Regions from separate parts of the Homo sapiens genome. Here region 1 is linked to region 2. A link is a loop called in an ENCODE intact Hi-C map of the cell type or tissue named here. Cell type or tissue: heart left ventricle. All regions are shown on one strand. Links, peaks and the distances in the headings refer to the core of each region. The heading gives the core; the rest is flanking DNA. Region 1 overlaps LOC124903768 (a long non-coding RNA gene). Region 2 holds the start of LOC124903769 (a long non-coding RNA gene).

Evidence for each region. Hi-C counts contacts between places; a loop is a spot of excess contacts. Peaks named below come from ENCODE experiments on the same cell type or tissue, not always from the same donor. Only the 100,000 strongest peaks of a DNase experiment are listed, where the experiment ranks them.
Region 1: it touches region 2 in a loop (4-fold over the local background); 5 of 110 quality-filtered maps call a loop at or near these places.

Annotation. Positions count from the first base shown.
Region 1 is chr16:35,311,187-35,320,586 of GRCh38, reverse strand. It overlaps LOC124903768 (a long non-coding RNA gene), which reads right to left. Exons shown (of 2, transcript XR_007065191.1): 2 at 7,364-8,636. LOC105371199 (a long non-coding RNA gene) reads left to right here. Exons shown (of 3, transcript XR_942154.1): 3 at 1-1,556. Among named protein-coding and RNA genes, the nearest start is that of LINC01566, 48 kb to the left of the region's middle. In heart left ventricle, for the core only: no CTCF peak of the experiment used is centred there; no DNase peak of the experiment used is centred there.
Region 2 is chr16:35,251,508-35,260,907 of GRCh38, reverse strand. LOC124903769 (a long non-coding RNA gene) reads right to left here and starts at 8,027. Exons shown (of 2, transcript XR_007065192.1): 1 at 7,773-8,027; 2 at 6,621-7,670. It also overlaps the pseudogene RARRES2P6 and the pseudogene AGGF1P8. In heart left ventricle, for the core only: no CTCF peak of the experiment used is centred there; no DNase peak of the experiment used is centred there.

The DNA of each region.
Region 1 (9,400 bases), core at 1,030-9,029, 60 kb before region 2:
AGAATGTTATTGTAGTCTTAGCAGTTGGTAGGGTAATGTGTTTCAGTTTCCCCCAAGATCGCAGAATTATTCAGACAAACCAATAACAACCTCCTGTGGGAACCAGGAGCATCTCATCCCTTGATACTACAGAGCCTTCCCCGGACAACTCCTGTTTGTTCTCTCTGCTCCCAAGAGCAATCCCTGTGTGGGTCTATTTACCTTACATAATTCCCTCTTTCCATGATTATATGTAATGAATAACTGCTGTCAATCTCATTAGTCCAGTGAGTGGTGCCATGATTTTAACTGCTCCAGTAGCCCTAGGGTGGTAATTTTTCCCTCAAACAATTCACAACACAAACTGGATTAACCACCCATAACTGAGGACAGCTGCTCAACTGTAACTGCTTTTGGCCTACTGGTTTCATAATACATTAAAACCCACCTCAGTCAGAAGCACCAACTGCTGGTAGGCTTTTGCTTTGGTCTAAAAAGCAGTTTGGGGCCTTTATCAAGAGTTGCCTTCCCTGCCCACACTAAAGCACACTCATCACCTAGACATAAATGGTCAATTGACTCTTTTCCAACCTGATGTGTAGTCAGGTTTAGCCTGTGTTTGGCAGGCAGTTTGCTGCCTGTCAAGGCAGTGAAAACACAGCACCTTAATCCGTCAGCACTTCAGTCCTGATTTCCAAGAGTCCGGCTATATCCCTGTGATCACTTCATCTGATCTGGTTATCATTACTAAATGCCTGGGTAGTCATCTGAACATTGTTTATTATTGCACACTCTCAGGACAGGCCCAGGGATAGTCTTTTGTAAAACTGCAGAAACAAAAGAGACTTTCACTTTAGAAAGAATTATGCATGTCACTCAGTTGCTCTAACAAGTGCTACTGTCATGCAAGCAAGAACAGTGGCCTTCTCTTTTCTGAGCTTCTGCTTCCTTTGCTGCTGTCATGAGCTCTCCTGATGAGGTGCATATTGCTTGTGCCTTATGGTTCAGGCACTGATGAGTAATCAAAAGGAAAAAGACCATTTGCTATGAGGCCCTCCCAAAAGCCCTATCCAGAGGGGTTTGTGGACCTTTGTAATTAGTATTATGTGTAATAAATACACATTTATTTTTTGAACAATTTTTGAGAGTTTTCATATTAGTTGTTGATTTACTTTTATACCCCATTTAATTCTTCTCTCTCACTCTTCTCCTTCTCAGACTCAGTCATTTCACAGGTCTCTATGGCTCAGTTTATTTTCTTTAAATTTTGTAGATTTACTTTTGTACCCCATTTAAGTTTTTCTATCTCTCCCCTTTTCTCAAACTCAGTCATCCCACAGGTCTGTAAGGCTCTGTTCATTTTCCTTAAACTTTTTAAAACTTTTCAAATTGTATCTTCAGATTGGATAATTTCTATTGCTGTGTCTTCTGTTTCTGATCTATACATAAGCTCAAATTATTATTTTTATTTCTTATTTTTATATTTGGGTATTTTTCATTTCTTTGCTGAGTTTCCACATTTGTTCATTTGTAAGAATACTTTCCTTTGTCACCATGAGCATACTTATAATAGCTGCCTTCAAATTATTTTTTTTTTTAGACGGAGTCTCATTCTTTCACCCAGACTGGAGTGCAGTGGTGCGATCTTGGCTAACCGCAACATCTGCTCCCGGGTTCAAGTGATTCTTCTGCCTCAGCCTCCTGAGTAGCTGGGACTACGGATGCATTCCACCATGCCTGGCTAATTTTTTGTATTTTTAGTAGAGACGGGGTTTCACCATGTTAGCCAGGATGGTCTCAATCTCCTGACCTCATGATCCACCTGCCTCAGCCTCCCAAAATGCTGGGGTTACAGGCATGAGCCACCGCACCCAGGCTCTGCCTTCAAATTTTTGTCTGCTGATTATGTCTCAGACATTTTGGAAATGTCTACTGCCTGCTTTTTATCTTGTGTATGTATTACATTTTCATGTGTCTTCACCCATCTCATGAATTTGAAAATTGTGCACTACAGACTGTATAGAAGAGTTATAGAGACTCTGGATTCTGTTGTGTCCCATTGAAGGGTGTTGATTTTTAAAGAGCGTGTTGATTGGGCTGGATTCTAATTTCAATGCTTATCTCTTCTATGGATGGCACAAGGGACATCCTCATTCACTTCTTATACACACATATCTCATGTATGTATTATATATAGAAGTTTTATAATGATACATACTATTTTATTCAGTATTCATCATTTTTCTTTGTGAGAGTGTTAGTTAAACTAGCTACTTCACCATTAGTGGAAGCCGGAACCTCAGTTTTGATTTTTGGATTTAATACAAATGGTATTATATGGTATGGATAGTTTTACATCAATTTTTAAATGCAGGATTATATTTTTGATATCCATTTATGCTGTTGCAGATATCTATACTCTGCTCATTTTTAAAAGTCCTTTCATACTTTTTGGTAAAATATACATAAAATTAACTATTTTAACAATTTTTAATGTGCAGGTCAAAGGAATTAATCACACTCACATTGTTCTGCAACCATCATCCACATTCATAGGGATTTTTATTCATTTTGCAAAACTGAAACTCTGTTTCTGTTAAACAAGAATCGCCCTTTACCTTCCTTTTTACCCTGGAAACTACTCTTCTACTTTGTGTTTCTGAGAATGGAACAACCATAAGTACCTCGTATGAGTGGAACCATACAGTATAGTAAAGAAATCATGAGGAAGAATAATATACACTGTAAACATGTTTATTAATTTAAATAACCTGATCAGTAGTACATGAGGATTATAGAGAAATATAGATACAAAAGAAAAAGCATTTAGAAGGGTGTGTTAAATTTATGACTATGATGTCTCAAGTTCCAGAAAAGTGAGGCCCCTGCCCCAGACACAGAGCTGGTCACGGTGCAGCTCAGAGCCCAGTGCAGCTGTCTGACTCCCAAAGCCCATGCTCAGCCCAAATGTCAATAAGCCCTGAGGCACTCTGCTTCTGCCAGCCCAGGCACTCAGTGGCCCTGAGATTCACCATGGCCTGTTCTTGGTCTTGAGAATGTTGCTGGCCTACTGGGATGGGGGCTCAGCTGACAGGACAAGTAGGAGCTTCAGGAAATAGTGGCAGCTGTGAGGCTACCAGGAGCCACACCTCAGGCTTCCCACTGCCTACCCAGGGCTCCCCATGCAACAGGTCCTAAAGTTGACCAGGGAGCCATGGCCACAGGCTCTCTGAAGCTGGCTACACAATAGAGTCCTCTCCTACCCTTGGCTAATCTGCTAGCCCCTCACTTTTTATTCTGACTGTGTCACACCATGGACTAGAACCAAACCCCAAATTCCTCCTCAGTTGGAAGAAGATAATGATCTCTTCTCACTGAAGCACCTGCATTTCTTGGGGGACTTAGATCTGGAGACCAAAGGAAGGGCAGGATTCTGACAGGTCCTGGGTGGAAGATAATAAAGGGAGCTTGCTGGGGAGGGAGGGAGAAGGGGCCAGTCTCTGGGACTTTTCTTTTAAGGGGCCCCACCCTCCCCTCCAATTCCAGGTAGAACCAACCTGTTCTCAGAGTTAGATATAAACAGTCCCTTCTCTAGGAATTTATCACTGATTCTAGTCCTCTAATCAAACTCTCCATTGGCATGGGTATCCTCCTTCTCTGTGTATCAAACCTTCCCAGTAAATCTAAGATGCAGAAGATGGAGCCAGTGAGTGTCCTCCCCAGGGTGGTCTCTGACTTTCACATCCACACCTTCCCTCAAGGCTAGGGCCCCACCTGCTCACCTTCCTCCTTTATTAGTGTTGATTATATTTTCCTAAAAGGTAGACAGCCAAGGTCTATCAGAAAGGCACCCTGGCCCACAACTAGCCTTCATCCCCTATACTTTCTATGCTGCACCACCTCCAGGGCCGCCAGGGTCAGGGCATGTGCACAAACCAGGATTTGGACATGCATCAGGTTTTGGGCTCTACAGAAGGGACTTGAGGCTCAGTGACCGTTTACCCTGATTCTCTGTCATGACAGACAGGGAAACTGAGGCCTTGGAAACAAAGAAGGTACTCAACCACTTAGGAACTGCCTGTCTTAGGAGGGGCCCAGTTTCTGTCTTCTCCAATGGATACCATGAAAGGCAGAGGCTGAGACTCAGTTCTGCAGCTTCACTACTCAAGGAGTAGTCTTTGATGGAGTCTCCGTTACTCATAGAAAAGATAGGCCAGACACCCCCATCACAGGGACATCACAGGTTCTAAGGAAAGGAGGTTTGCTGAGTGCTGCAATCTCAGGGCTCAGTCCAAGACTCTGTCCCCACAAGTTTCAGGATCCTGGCCCCCACCCTTCCTGCCCCAGTCTCACACACATCGATATAATCCTATAGGACAATTTCCAACATCAGCAAATCAGTGAGAATTATGCCCACAGAAGGCACAGCACCCTGTGCCATCAAGGTGGTAGCAGTGATGAGCACCAATTCTCAGCTTCCCACACAAAGCCCGTCCTTTGAACTGTCACCAACCCATGTCTCCTTGACCCCCCTACCCAATCTCCTACTTGGAGCCTCCAAGGACCCTCAGCTTCCTTACCCAAAATCTTTCCCTTCTCTTTCCACAGCTGGCCTACAAAGACACCAAGCACCTTCTAGTTATCTCTATGGTGAGATTTCAATAAGTCACAAAGTCAGTCTTCCCCAGCCTCACTCTTCCCCAAATCTACTCTGAGCCCAGCTCTCCCAGGCTCTTTCTCTGGTCTCTCTAATGAAGGCATTCCAAGCACTGTGTCCACAGGAGGGTAGGGCCAGAGGAGGAAGACACTGTGCTCTCTTGATGTGGAGAACTCCAGCTGGGAGGGAGAAGCCCTGTCCTTGACTCCCTGGTGCCCATTCTGTCCACAGGTCCACTCACCTGCTGCTGAAGCCCCATCTGGACTCTCTAAAAATGTCCCTAATTAGCAGAGTCAGAAACAGGGGCAGTGAGACTGTGCTTCCCTCACCAAGTTACAACCCAGCCCCACCAACCTCAGATCATTGATAACTGCCTTAGTCAGCTGGTGCAATGCTTCTACCACCTCCAGTAGGCCTGGATTCTAGATTTACTTCCAGATCCAACATTCACTGCGTGTGTAACCTCGGGCATGCACCTGGGCCTCCCTGAGACTGTTTCCTCACCTGAGAAGTGTTGTTATACCCAACGAGTTAGAGAAAGCGCCACACTCTGAGATGAATTAAGAGTCCTTTATTAAGCCGGCGGCCAAAGAGATGGCTAACGCTCAAAATTTTCTCCGCCCCAAGGAAGGAGCTTGATTAACTTTTATACCTAGGTTTAGGAAGGTGAGGGGAACTCAAATGCAATAATTCTATAGAAGTAAAAACATGCAAGTATCAAAAAAACAAACGGTTACAAAGAGATAAACAATTTAAAAGACAAATGGTTACAAAAAGAGCAACAGTACCAGGTGCAGGGCTCTAAATCCTTCATTATAATTAGATATAGGTGCTATGCCGGACAAGAACTCAAGGTTTTATGTTGTTGTCCCTTTGAGAAAAATCCTGGGAACTTCATACACTGTTGGTGCCAGTACCTTATCAGTTAATTGGGCTCCTTTGAAATGCTGAGGATCTGCTTAACACAGGTCAACTCCTTGCGGAAGGGGGTTGGGTAAGGAGCCCTTAGTGTCTTGTAAATTAAGGGGTCAATTGGAGTTCGACCAGCTTTCCCAGCTAGAGAGAGTCTTATTTACATGAGAAGCAAGGCTAGGTGATTAAAGAGCCAAACAGGATAAAATTCAAAGTAGCCAGTTAGAGTAAAAACAAGGTTAGGCATTTCAATGTGGTGGGAACACCTTCCTCGTAGGGCCTCCTGAGGACCCAGTTGCATGTGGCTATCACCACTGTTCTCACCATCATCCCTCTCAGGAAGAGGTAGGCACAAGAACTCTCAAATTTCCTTCCTCCGTTGCACCTTATCATGACCCTGAAAGGCCTGCACAACAGACTTCCTGCATTCTCCAGATGAGGAAACGGTGGCCCAAAGATGGCAGTGACTTGCCCAGGGTCCCACAAGAGAGGCTGGCTCCTCCTCCCACCTGGAGGGCCTCCCCTAGCTCCCTTCATGCCACACACCAGCACCACTACTGGTTAGGGTCCCATCCTCTAGACTCTATGGGAGTCCACACCCCCATCCAGGGCCAGCTGTGGTGGAAAAGGGACATGGTGTATTGGGTGGCCTGGTCGAGCAGTGCCAACTTGTCCCAACTTCACTGGGATTGCAATCTCACAAGCTGGGTTTGAGGGTATGCCAAAGACTTCACCTCCCTATTGATCCACCAAGAAAGATTCGCACACAGAAGTCTCTTTCTTTATCCACTCCCTTTAGTTCACGCGTGTTCCCCACCCACCAGCTGCCGGCCTCCACTGTCACTGATACCCAGGGCTGATCTCACCTGCCTTGACAAGGCTGCTGAGATTCAGGTGGACCTAAACAGATGTTTGGCTCAGACAGGTCACTTCAGGCTTGTGTCCTGGGCCATCCCCCTTGCTCTTCAGAAGGCCCCTGCCAGCGTCAGTGTGCCAAGCCCTGACCCTAGTGATCTCTCCGTAAGGACTGCATCTCACCCACCCTCTATCACCAGGGCTCCTGCTCAGCCCTTGTCACTTTCCCAGGACAAATCTAGCTTCACAGACACGTCTAGATCCTGTGCATTTCTCTTTGTGGTGTTCAAAGAAAAAGAATAATTTCCATTTTTTTTCTAACTTGACCTACAACCTATTTATTGTGAAGATGTCCAGGCTGCAGGCCATGTCTACTCACCTACTCAGAAGGCTTCAGCTCTTGCTTTAGTGCCTTCTGGGTCCATTCTGTCGCTAAATGTTTATGACCTCAAGGGGGAAGCATGAGCAAATGCAATTCCATTGGTACCAGTGCAGTGAGGGTGGGGCCAGAAGGGTGAAACTCACTGGGATTATATAGAAATTTTATACAAGATACACATTTCAAGATTGGTTTGGAGAAATGCAGGAAGAACTATCTTTCATAGATGACAGTATGTAGAACTTAAGTTTCTTAGCCAGAAGTTCACGGGTCCCTCTTACTAAATGTGGCAATATGTGATGATATCCCAATGGCCATAACACACACACATAATTTATGGGACTCATTTTGTATTAGAAATTGTGCATTTCAGCCAAAAGTTTTTTACACATGGATAGTTTCCCACATTGCTTGAAGATTGGAAGTGAGAGCACTTTATGAAATGTCCTTTTGGACACACTTTCATTGAAGGTTCCATGTCCCAAGGAGCAAAGAGACAAGTCATGATCAAGTGGCCTTATCATATGGGGTGATGCCTGGTCTCATGATTGAGGAAATCAAGAATGCAGACACACCAAGGGTGATGTTGGAGGAGAGGTTTAATAGGTGAAAGAAAGAGAACAACTCTCCACTGCAGAGAGGGATCCTCAAAAACTCTTGACTTTCAGGAGTGAAATGCAATGGTTTTTATACATGAGCTAGTGGAAGGGAGTGTCTTATCCACATAGGGCATGAAAAAATGGTTAGGACCAGGTGTGTCATCTCCATAGAACACGAATCTCTGGCAGCCCACACTCCAACCTTTTATTATGCAGGCGGGTTCTTAGCCTGAGCTACTCCAAGTTGCTTATCTCTTTCCTACTGTGCATGTGCAAAAAAGTTGGGTGGAGCCCCCCATGTTGAATGTGTCTGGCCTGAGGTGGTCCCTTCTTTTGGTGCAGCTGCAGTCATACCCTCTCATATAAGCTTCTAGCTTCCTTATCTATGATTGCAGCCCCATCTTCCAGGTTGCTCTTTGTTAAAGAGAAGTGATTTCTTGGGCTGCTTTTCTTTAGAAGGGACGTTCTGCCGAGGACTGTGCTGTATCTGACTAGCTAGTTTCTTTCTACCTCCACTCTCAATGATAACTGTCCAGCTTTTAAGGGCATCATGGGGTTGGGAACAAATTTGAGACCACAAAGTACCTTAGAATACGACTTTACCCTTCTATCAACTTTAGTGTGAATTGCACATCTACTGTAATATCTGCTTCATGCACTACTGAATATAACAAGAAGGGAAAATGTGTATCTTCTAAGAATCCAGATGACAAACAGACTTTCCACAGATTCTTTGCATCCTCCTGTTTCTAGAGCTTGGTCATTCCAGTGTAGATTGTTCTCTTCGGAAACAGCAGGTGATGAGGAAGCCTAGGCTGGCAAGCAGGACACTGTGGATTACTTGTTGCGGAGGTGTTTCCGTGGGGTCACTAAAGGGGCAGGCACAGCAGCCCACAGGACAGCTTCAGCAGCGATTCCCTCTGGCTCTGCCCCAGCAAGGTAAGGCAGCCAGCAAAGCTCTGATTCCTTGTCCTAAAGGGCGACCTCGGCCGGGTAAGCCCCAGCCTCCAGAAAAAAAGGGCAGTATCAGGGAGCGCCCCACGTTACGGCCTTGTTGTGGGCTGCACCTGCAGCCTCACTGGTGCATGACTTCTAGGTTCTGTTCTGGTCCTTCAGGAGGCAGAAGATGATGTTTCTCTTCAATTCACCACCCTGTTGGCTGGGCCTGGGAAGGACTCGAGGTCTGCACGGTGGTTTCCGAGTCTCCAGCACCCAGTTTTCCCAATGTGCTGACAAGCAGGATGGCCAGAAGTACCTGGGTGGGGAAGACATAGGGTGAGCAGAAGAAGGTGAGCTTCCAGAAAGAGGCCTAACACAAATGCTTAGTGCCTGGGTGGACGCGGATATTGCTAGGTGCTACTTGGGGGCAAGGCCCTGTGCCCTTCTGGAGATCGCCAAAATAACCACATTCTGCCAGGAGTCACCGGGGATTGTCTGAAATCCTTTGGAAATGATACAGGCCCCTGTTGCTCAGTAACTGGAAGAAGCTGCAGCTGCAGCCAATCACTCAGGCCACTGAGGGGCGCTGGGACCCACACCGAGTACCCCTTGTACGGCAGCCTGGGAACACAGCCTAGGTCTGTGGCACCAGTGAGAGCGCAGCCCGCACCTCCACTGCCCTGGTTCTCTTCTGGCTCACTCCTCCCGTGGCTGTGCCAAGATTCTAGAGGCTTGATCTCTGCCTTGCCTGAGAAGTGTGCAAGGCTGGGGAGGCAGAGCAGGGGGAGGTGACGGCCAATAGCCCTGCTACAGTGCTGGGCACTGCGAGGAGACAGGACAGAGGCGGTCATCTTGTTCTACTCGGAGAGGAGAGGCCAAAACTCATGACACACTATTTTTAGGGGGCCTCCCATTCAAGTCCTATCCAGTCTCCACTGTCCTACACTTCTCCAGACTGAGGAGATAAGGCTCTGGTAGATGGGCATGGCCACAGAGGTCAGCCTGTCCCCCTGGACAGACCCACAGACTGATGGAACTGGGCCCTGCACCAAGGAGGCTCTCTCCAGTTGGCAGGGCAGT
Region 2 (9,400 bases), core at 946-8,945:
TGAAACCTATCGATAACATAACCGATTAGGTCAGGGGTCAATCTTTAACCAGGCCCAGGGTGCAGCAACGAGCTGTCTGCCTGTGGATTTCATTTCTTCCTTTTAGTTTTTACTTCTTCTTTCTTTGGGGGCAGAAATTGGGCATAAGACAATATGAGGGGTTGTCTCCTCCCTTAATAATTCACAGAATGTGATTCCTTTTTTACCATTAGAAAATTAATTATGTATTATGCACGAATTTCTGAAATACTGCACTGCAGTAAATAGTATATGGTTACAATTATTGTTTCATTTAACATAAAACTAATATGAGCAAAATTATTTACCTGAATTAAGATCTTTTGGCTTCGATTACCATTCTACCTCATTAGCACTTCCCTACCTCCATAAAAGGCATCATTTGAATTTTTTGTTTAATTTAGAATTGTTCAAAAGAGGATTTTTTAATGTTATAATGTTTTTATTGCAATTGAGGACATTTTCAATAAATATCCTAAACTTAAGGCCTTGGCTAAGTATTTCTTTTGTACTAGAAATCAGATTTCTCTGGCACAACTCCACTGCCTGCAATAATATTTATGAAAACTACAAATGCCAGCACACTATTTCAACACTGTACTCAGTTGTTCATATCTAAATATCTCATTAGCTATGAAACAAGCCAAATATAAATGCTGAATATATAGCACAAATAAACAGATTCTTCACAGAAGACAACAATAACAGACTAATTTTCTACAATATGTCACCTGTTCATTAGTTCTTCAATAATATTATTTAGGCTGTTTCAAGTACAAGAAGTTCTTTTATCTAGGTTCTAAAGGGCATAAACGAAGATGCATATAGTCAGATTTATTTTTATAAACTACTTTTTTTTTGCTGTACGCCTTACCGTGACTATAAGGAGACAAAGACAAATGTACATTTAAGTTATTAGTTGTTATATGTGTTTTGCATATATGACTTTTTGCTTATATTGAAGTTGTAAATGACAAGATAAAATAATGAAGTTTGATAAACTTATCTGTGCCCTGTAAATTTTAGTCCACTTACTGTATAACTTGATTCAGTCATTATTTATTAGTTTAACAGCTGGTTTTAAAAAGCTGCAAACTAAACTTTATTACACATTTCAAAATCAGGAAGAGGTAAACTGTGACAGAGTTCCCTTGTGCCACAGACTTTTTTGGGGAGAAATGTTCCACAAAAAATAAAATAAAATAAGTGTTTCCAAATTGTATTTTTTAAAAAGCTTGAGATTTTTTCTATCATTAAACTTCACTCTACAGTCCCTTTTACTCAAGGCATGGTTCCTGGGTCATCTTTTCAAGGTTTAGTTTCTGGGAACTTTTCAGCAAACCTTTCTCATGCTTTGTCCCAGTTTTTTGTTGTTGTTGTTGTTTGTTTGTTTTGTTTCGGAGAAGGTGAACATCTTCAATTGAGGATGGATTTCCTGTCTCCGAGCCTATGTGTGTTGGTGAACTTGACACTAAATTGGAGTTTTCATTCCCCCATCATCTTCCTCAGTCCATCTCCTTTTTTCCAACCCATCTTCTTCAACGTCTTCTGACCTTTGTTGCTGTCAGTAATTTCAGAATGAATAGATGCAGAAGCATCATCTTTTTGGAAAGTTCCTTCACTTCCAATCTTCTCACTACATTTTCCAGCTCTATTTTTATATTTTGGAAGCTTTAGTGTCTATTCATCTTCATAGTCTGTATTCTGTAAACCATATTTTACTCACATTTTTAAAATTATTTTCTTATTTCCAAATCTTTTTCTTCTTAGTGTTGGACCAACAAACATTCACCTTTCTTATCAAGGTGAAAGTGAGCTCTGACCTGCTGTGGGTCACAGCCATCACAGGTATCACTGCCAGGGTGAATGCGAAAGGGTAACACAGTCTCTCCAATTTTCATTTCATGTCTATGTATGCTCAAGTATGTAAGGGTCACATTTAGCTTTCACTTGAACAATCCGTTTTTCACTAACAATTGTTCCATTTTGACCGTCCTGATCTACAAGGACATAAGTTTGCTAGTCATGGTCAAATTTCTGCCTGAAACTTACAGACACCAACTTCAGGGATTCAAAGAAAGAGTATGCTCTAGATCATTTTCTCTTCCAATTGTAGCCGGTTTTACAGCAGTAATAATAAACAGTGACCCCGTATACAACACAGGTGATCTAATGGCAATTACCCTAATACATGGGGGCCAATGTTTTGTCTTATTTTCCTCCTCAGTGTCTTCTGCATTACATTGTCTTCACTGGTAATGTGAGTAGGGGCTGTGCTGGGGCCCTAAAGGACGTCTGCGGAGCCAGAGGCCACGGGAATGCCAGCGACAAAAGCCAGCCTGGCCATGGCTGGCTGCTGTGGCCCTCACAAGGAGGCCCTGACACGCGTTACCTGGAGCCATACAGGGTTGTGAGCAATGAGCAAGGGGAATGCTGATGGCCCTGCCCGAGCTGCAGGGCCTGGAAACCAGAAAACTCCTGGGAACTATGACATCTTCCCCAGCTGGAGGAACAGCAGGAGGAGTGTTGCAGAAGTCAAGGGGCCAGAAGCTCTTGGGCCGTTCCTGGGTTGAGCCAGAAATGGCGGCCAAGAGAGTTTTCAATAAAGTTTACATGTGGCTAGATATGACCTGCTGATTACTCTTAATTTTTTTCACATTTATTGAGCTATGATTTACACATTGAAAAGTGTATATATTTAGGGTATATATAATAGAGTGCTTTGAGGTGTGTATACATCTTTAAATTATCTCAGTGAAGCTGGTTAATCTATCCCCTCACATACTTTATACATTTCTTTGTGTGTGATGAAAGCACTTTAGATCTAATTTTGTAACAAATTTCAACTACACGTTGTTATTAAATATAGTCACCATTCTGCACATTAGGTCCCCAGCAGTTTTTCATTATATAACTGAAGGTATGCTGCTTTCAATGGTATCTCCCCACTTTTCCCCACTTTCTAGCCTGTGGTAACTACCATTCTATTGTTTCTTTTTTTTTTTTTTTTTTAGATTCCACATGCGAGATCATGCAGTATTTGTCTTTCTGTATTTGGCATATTTCACTTAGCATAATGTCTTCAAGATTCATCAATATTGTCATAAGTGAAAGAATTTCATTATTAAAGCTGAAATTATCTCTCTCTCACAGTTTATCCATTTGTTTGTATCAGAGGAGTGCAGATACCCTTGGCGATACTGATTTTATGTCCTTTGGCTATATATTCTGAATTGGGATTAAGGGTAGATCAAGTTTAAAAATGTTAAGGAATCTCCATACTGTTTTTTTATAATGGCTGCACCAATGGACATGCTCAGCAACTGTCTACAAGTATCCTATTTTCTTTGCACCCTAACACATTTTATCTTGTAACTTTTTGATAATAGCTATCCTAAAACCATGATAAGGTTATATCTTACTATGATTTTCATTGTAATTACTCTTATAATTAGTAATGTTGAGAATCTTTTTATATACCTGCTGGCCATTTGTATGTCTTTGGAAAAAATGGCTATTTAGATATTTTCCCCAATTAATCAGGGAATTGGCTTGTGTTTCGTTCTCCTGTGAAGGTTTTTTTTTTCTTCATATTGAGTAGTATTAAATATATTTTGGATAGCAACATATTATCCTACATATGGTTTACAAATATTTTCTCCCATCCCATATATTGCCTTTATATTTTGTTGATTGTTTCCTTTATTGTGCAGAAACTTTTTCCTTTGATATAGTTCCACATTTTAATTTTTGCTTTTGTTGCTTGTCTTCTTTGTGTTGAATCCAAAACATCATTGCCACGACTAGTGTTAAGGAGCACTTTTCCTATTTTTTTATAGAGGATTCATGATTTCAGTTCTTATGTTTAAGTCTTTATTTTAAACTCATTTTTGTGGTGGTATAAGAGAAAGGTTCACTTTTTGTGTATGCATATCTAGTTTTTCCCACACCATTTCTTGATGTGTCTATCTTTTCCTAATTATGTGAGATCACTCGACTGAATATGTATGACTTTATTTCTGGGTCCTCTATTCTGTTCCATTGGTTTTTATGTAGATACCATAGTACTTTGATGACTATAGCTCTGTAACATAGTTTGAAATCAGGAAGTTTGAGGCTTTCAGCCTTTTTGTTCCTATCAGTGTTTGGCTATTTAGGGTATTGTGTGGCTCCATATAAATTTTACAATTGTTTGTTCTACATTTATTTTAATGGCATTAAAATTTTGATAGGAAGTTATTTAACTCTGCAGAAGAGTTTGTGTAGTACAGGTATTTTAACAATATTAATTTTTCGAATCCATGAACACAGTATATATTTCTCATTTTGTATTCTTCAATTTGTTTCATCAACATTTTAGTTTTCAGTATGCAGATCTTTAATATTCTTTGTTAAACTCATTCTATGTAATAAATTACATATTTCTTTCTATTTGATGTTGTAAATGGAATTATTTTTATTCCTTTTTTCAGATATTTTGTTGTTACTGTATCAAAATACAACTGATTTTCATGTTAATATTGTATCCTGCAACTCTACTGAATTAGTTTGTTATCTATAACAGGGTTTTGTTGTTGTTGTTGTTGTTGTTGTTGTCGGTAAAATGGTGGGCATTCTTAACCCTGGATACATTTTAAATTGATAGTTGCTATTATCATTTCATAATTCTTTAAATCTGACCAGATGGGTTTCTGCCGTCATGAATTCAGTGGAATTCAAATGTTCCACTAAAAATAATTGTGTGGGTTTTGCCTGCCCTCTGGGATGGGCGGCGCCCCGAGGGAGCCAGGAGATTCAGGACGGGGAGGGAGAAGCGCTCAAGGAAGAGGCTAAGCAGGGGAGGCAGAGAGGGGGTCAGGAACAGCAGCAAGGAGAGGGGTCGTGTCAGACCCAGTGGGGACAGAGAACGCGCCAGAAAAGAGATGAAGGGTGGGAGTGAGCAACAGGACTGCTTCCCCGCCAGGGCAGTGGGCAGGGAAATTTGCTAAAACTGCAAGCCCCAGTGAACAGTGCGGGCAGGGTGGGAGGGAGTGGAGAGGACCAGGAGGATCCTAAGGTCAATTGGGAGAAAGGGACATTTCCCGGTTCCTTCACCTCTGCCCAGAGTTTTGCGGGCATGGCAGGCACCCCCAGGGGCAGAGCAGGGGAGAATGCGGCTCCCGGCGGGCTCGGAGAGCTGAGAGGCGCACACCCGTTTCACAGGGCCGGGGTGGTGGCATAAGCAAGCGATGGCTGCGGATCCCGCTGACCCCGCGGGTGGGAGCGGAGGGCGTGGGCGGGGCCGAGCTCAGGGGGCCCAGCGCAATGGTCTCCAAGTAGCCCTGGAGGTAGCCACCCGCTCATGCAGTGGCCTTCCGGGAGAACAGTATGGAAGGCACGGTGGACACGCCCTTCCCAGCTGGAACATTCGTGAGCCTGGAATTTAAGCTGGGGCAGAAAAGCGGCAGGAAGAAGGATTGGAAGAAACCCGAGCGCAAAGTCCAGCCCAAGGGGAGGAAGCGGAAATGCCTGGCCTGAGTCAAACTGGGTTCTGAGGAGAAGGTTCCGGCACTGATAGTAAGTATCCTATAGAGACGGCGGCTTGGCGGGAGCCTAAGGAGCACCAGGGACCCAGTACAGCTGGGGGGAGTGGGAGGTGAGGACCCCACAGCTACTGCTTCCCTGTACAGTTCGTCTTCTCCAAGGCCCGGCCCCCAGCTGAGCCCAGCACTGCATGGCGCCTCCTGGACCACTGTCGCGGGTGACCAGTGGAAGACCCCACCTCCCAGGGAGAGAACCCCACTATATCCCCAGCTAATACAGCTGCTTCTCCTACCAAAAATAAATAAAAATGAATTAAATTTTTGTTCGGTCTTTGAAAATGGTGTGTATCCTCTATATACTGGTCAACATGCTGCCATTTATCTACATGCCTAATTAGTCAAACTTTTGAAAGAAGTTATTTAACGTTATGATCCTTTATTATGACACAAAATAGTAAACTTTGTAATGGTTTTAATATCATCTAATATGATTAAAATATGTCAATTTGTCATTGCCAATGAATCTTTGTGTTACTTATTTTACACTGTTAAATATTCTGTCTACAAATGTCTAATGGCTTACAATCTTGCCTAACATATTGTATCTGCTAAGTACTAACTACTCTAATTCAACAAATTTTCTTTTTACACCATTCTTAAAATACAATATCATTTTGTATTTATTTTTATTAAAATTATTTTTCTGCATAATCTAAATATTTATGAAAATTATGTGGTCTATGCAGTCTGCCCTCTTGATGAAAGTCAGGGTCTTTTTCTCTTTATTAGTATGTTAGTACAAATGCAGTTTCATTACAGGAACATGTTGTACAGTGATGAAGTATGGGCTTTTGTGTAACAATCATCTGAATGGTACTCATTGTCCCAATTAGGTATTTTCTCATTCCTAAACCCTCTACCAACCTCCCATCTTTCTGAGTCTCCAGTGTGTATTCTTCCAGTCTCTATATCCAAGTGTATGTATTATTGAGCTACCACTTATAAGTGGGAAACTTCAGTATTTGATTTTCTGTTTCTGAGTTATTTCACTTACAATAATGGCCTCCAGTTCCATTCATGTGGCTGCAAAAGATGATTTTATTCTTTCTGACTGAGTAGTATTCCATGGTATAAATGTATAGTCAGTCATTGATAAATTTCAATTGATTGATAAATTTAAATTGAAGATATGCTATCTTTGCTACTGTCAATAGTGCTTCAATAAACATATGAGTGTGGGTATCTTCTTTACATAATGAATTATTTTCCTTTAAGTAGATACCCAATAGTGGGAGTGCTGGATCAAATGGAAATTCTATTTAGTTTTCTGAAAAATCTCTGTATGCTTGCCAATATCTATCCTTTTTCTGCTTTGTAATAATTAGCCATTATGAAAGTGTAAAATGTGATTGTAAAAAATTGTACAAAATTTCATTGTGATTTTTAATTAGCATTTCTCTGATCATTGGCAATGTTGAACATTTTTTACATGCTTGTTGACCGTCATTGGTCAACAAGCCTTCCAGGTTCACGCCATTCTCCTGCCTCAGCCTCCCGAGTAGATGGGACTACAGGTGCCAGCCACCACCCCCGGCTAATTTTTGGTATTTTTAGTAGAGACGGGGTTTCACTCTGTTAGCCAGGATGGTCTCAATCTCCTGACCTCGTGATCCGCCCGCCTTGGCCTCCTGAAGTGCTGGGATTACAGGCGTGAACCACCACGCCTGGCCTCATGTAATCTTACTTTAGGAGAAACTGCTTCTAATTTTAGGCATTTGTTCATAGCAGGTGCTACATGAACCAATGCCAAATTAGCATTGTTTTTAGGGTAATAAATCTACATATCTACAGTGAGAACTACTCACTGTACAGGATTTTGTCTTCTGACCAATGACATGATTCTGTCTTTCGTAGGCTACTCCAAAACTTCTATAATGATGGTAGAGTTCAGTGAAGTGGAGCCTCAGGCCTGCCATCCCCATGCTTCTGGCAAGCAGCAGCATCTCCCCTGAGCATGGTGGCATAGGGCATGCCATTAAAAACACCTTGCTGCTGTTCATCTCCACATACTAAGTTGCTGTACACTTTGCAGTGGAATTCCATCTTGCTGCGTCTGGTTGGCCAGAAGCCCTACAGGTAGAATGGGATGGTCAGGAGAGCACATTGAGAGAATAAATGGGAGCTTAGAGGTTGCCCACCTTGCTGCCCCTGCCCATGGGTCACAGCCCTCACCTGGCTGTCCAGCTTGTATGTCTACTGAAGGCTGCTGAACTTGTTCTCCATCACAGAGGTGGTGTGACAGCAGTCTGAGGGCACCACACTCCATGACCGGGCTCTAATGCTGGTGCCACAGCTCCAGGTGAGCTGTGGGAAGGCAGGTGAGCCAAAGACAGGTCCCGCCTTCCACATCCAGGCCACACTCCCACCAACTTCCAGGCCCACCTCGATATTCTGATGTGATGCTCTTTTCAATGTTCTTCTCATTACCTGAGAAAATTTTATATTATTATATCATAAATATGATAAATACTATGACATCAAATTATGACATCATAATTCATATGTATTTATAACATCAAAATATATTATGATAAATATGATAAATATAAAGATGATATGACATCACAATATATTACAGTATAATTCATGTAACATCACATAATTCATATAACATCACAATATATTATGACATCATAAACACTATGTATTGTGACATCATTGTATATTACGATGTTATAATATGCATCCACTGTGACATCACAATATATCATGATGCCATGATGTGCTTGTATTAAGACATCACAATATATTATGATGTCATCATGAGTAGATATTATGACATCACACCATATTATGACATCGTAATTCGTATGTGTTGTGACATCACTATAATTATGACTTAACAATTCATATGTGTTATGACATCACAATATATCATGACATCATAATTTATATGTATTATGATGAATTCATGTTACATAATTTGCACATAATATGATGTATTACAAATTATTATGTAATTCATATGTATTACATGTGTATTAGATTGCTCTGGATGCCCTGGGCTCTGGGGGGCAGGCTGGGGGTGGGAGCAGGCACCCAGGTTGCAGAGGGAGTGATTGGGGCACAGGGCCCTGGGGTTCCAGGAGCAGTAAAGAGGTCAGGACAGGCCTGTGGGGACTTAGATGTTGGCTCTGGGTGAGATTGTTACTGCAGATGTGAGCACACCAGTGATCGGGGGCTCAGGTGACTGCCGTGGGGCAGATGGACAGAGGGGTTAAGGCACAAGGAGACAAAAGCTATAGCACAGCAGGAGGGGAGGGTGGCTGTGGGGGCAGTAAAAGGGGTGCCAACAGCAGTTTTGGTGGATGGGCAGTGGGTGTGAGAGAGCAGGCACGGGGATAATGCCCAGGCATTCTGGCCTGGAACAGTGGCAGGTGGACTTTGCCCAGCTGCGGAAGGGTCTGTCAGGGAGATAGGGCTTCTGATTTCAGAGGAGACCAGAGGTGTGCTCATGCAGATGAAGGTCCTCATGGGATGGACATGGAAGGGGCAGCTACAACCTGGGGACAAATGGTGGTGGGCTGAGCCCCTGGGACTTCTGGAGTGAGGAGGCAAGAACGTGAGGAGGAGCCAGGCAGGGAGCCAGAGGCAGAGGGTAAAGAGTAAAGTAGAGCCCAGGAAAGGGGCAGATCCAGCAAGTAGATGAAAATTTCCCCTCACCTGCCCCGTTGGCCTCTGTCCCTGCCCACACGCCCTAGTGCCCTCGCCCTGAGTCTCTGCTTGCTCTGCCTACCTGGCCATCCCAGACAGGTGTGGGGTAACTGTGAGGGTAACTGAAGGGCCACTTTCAGAAGGCA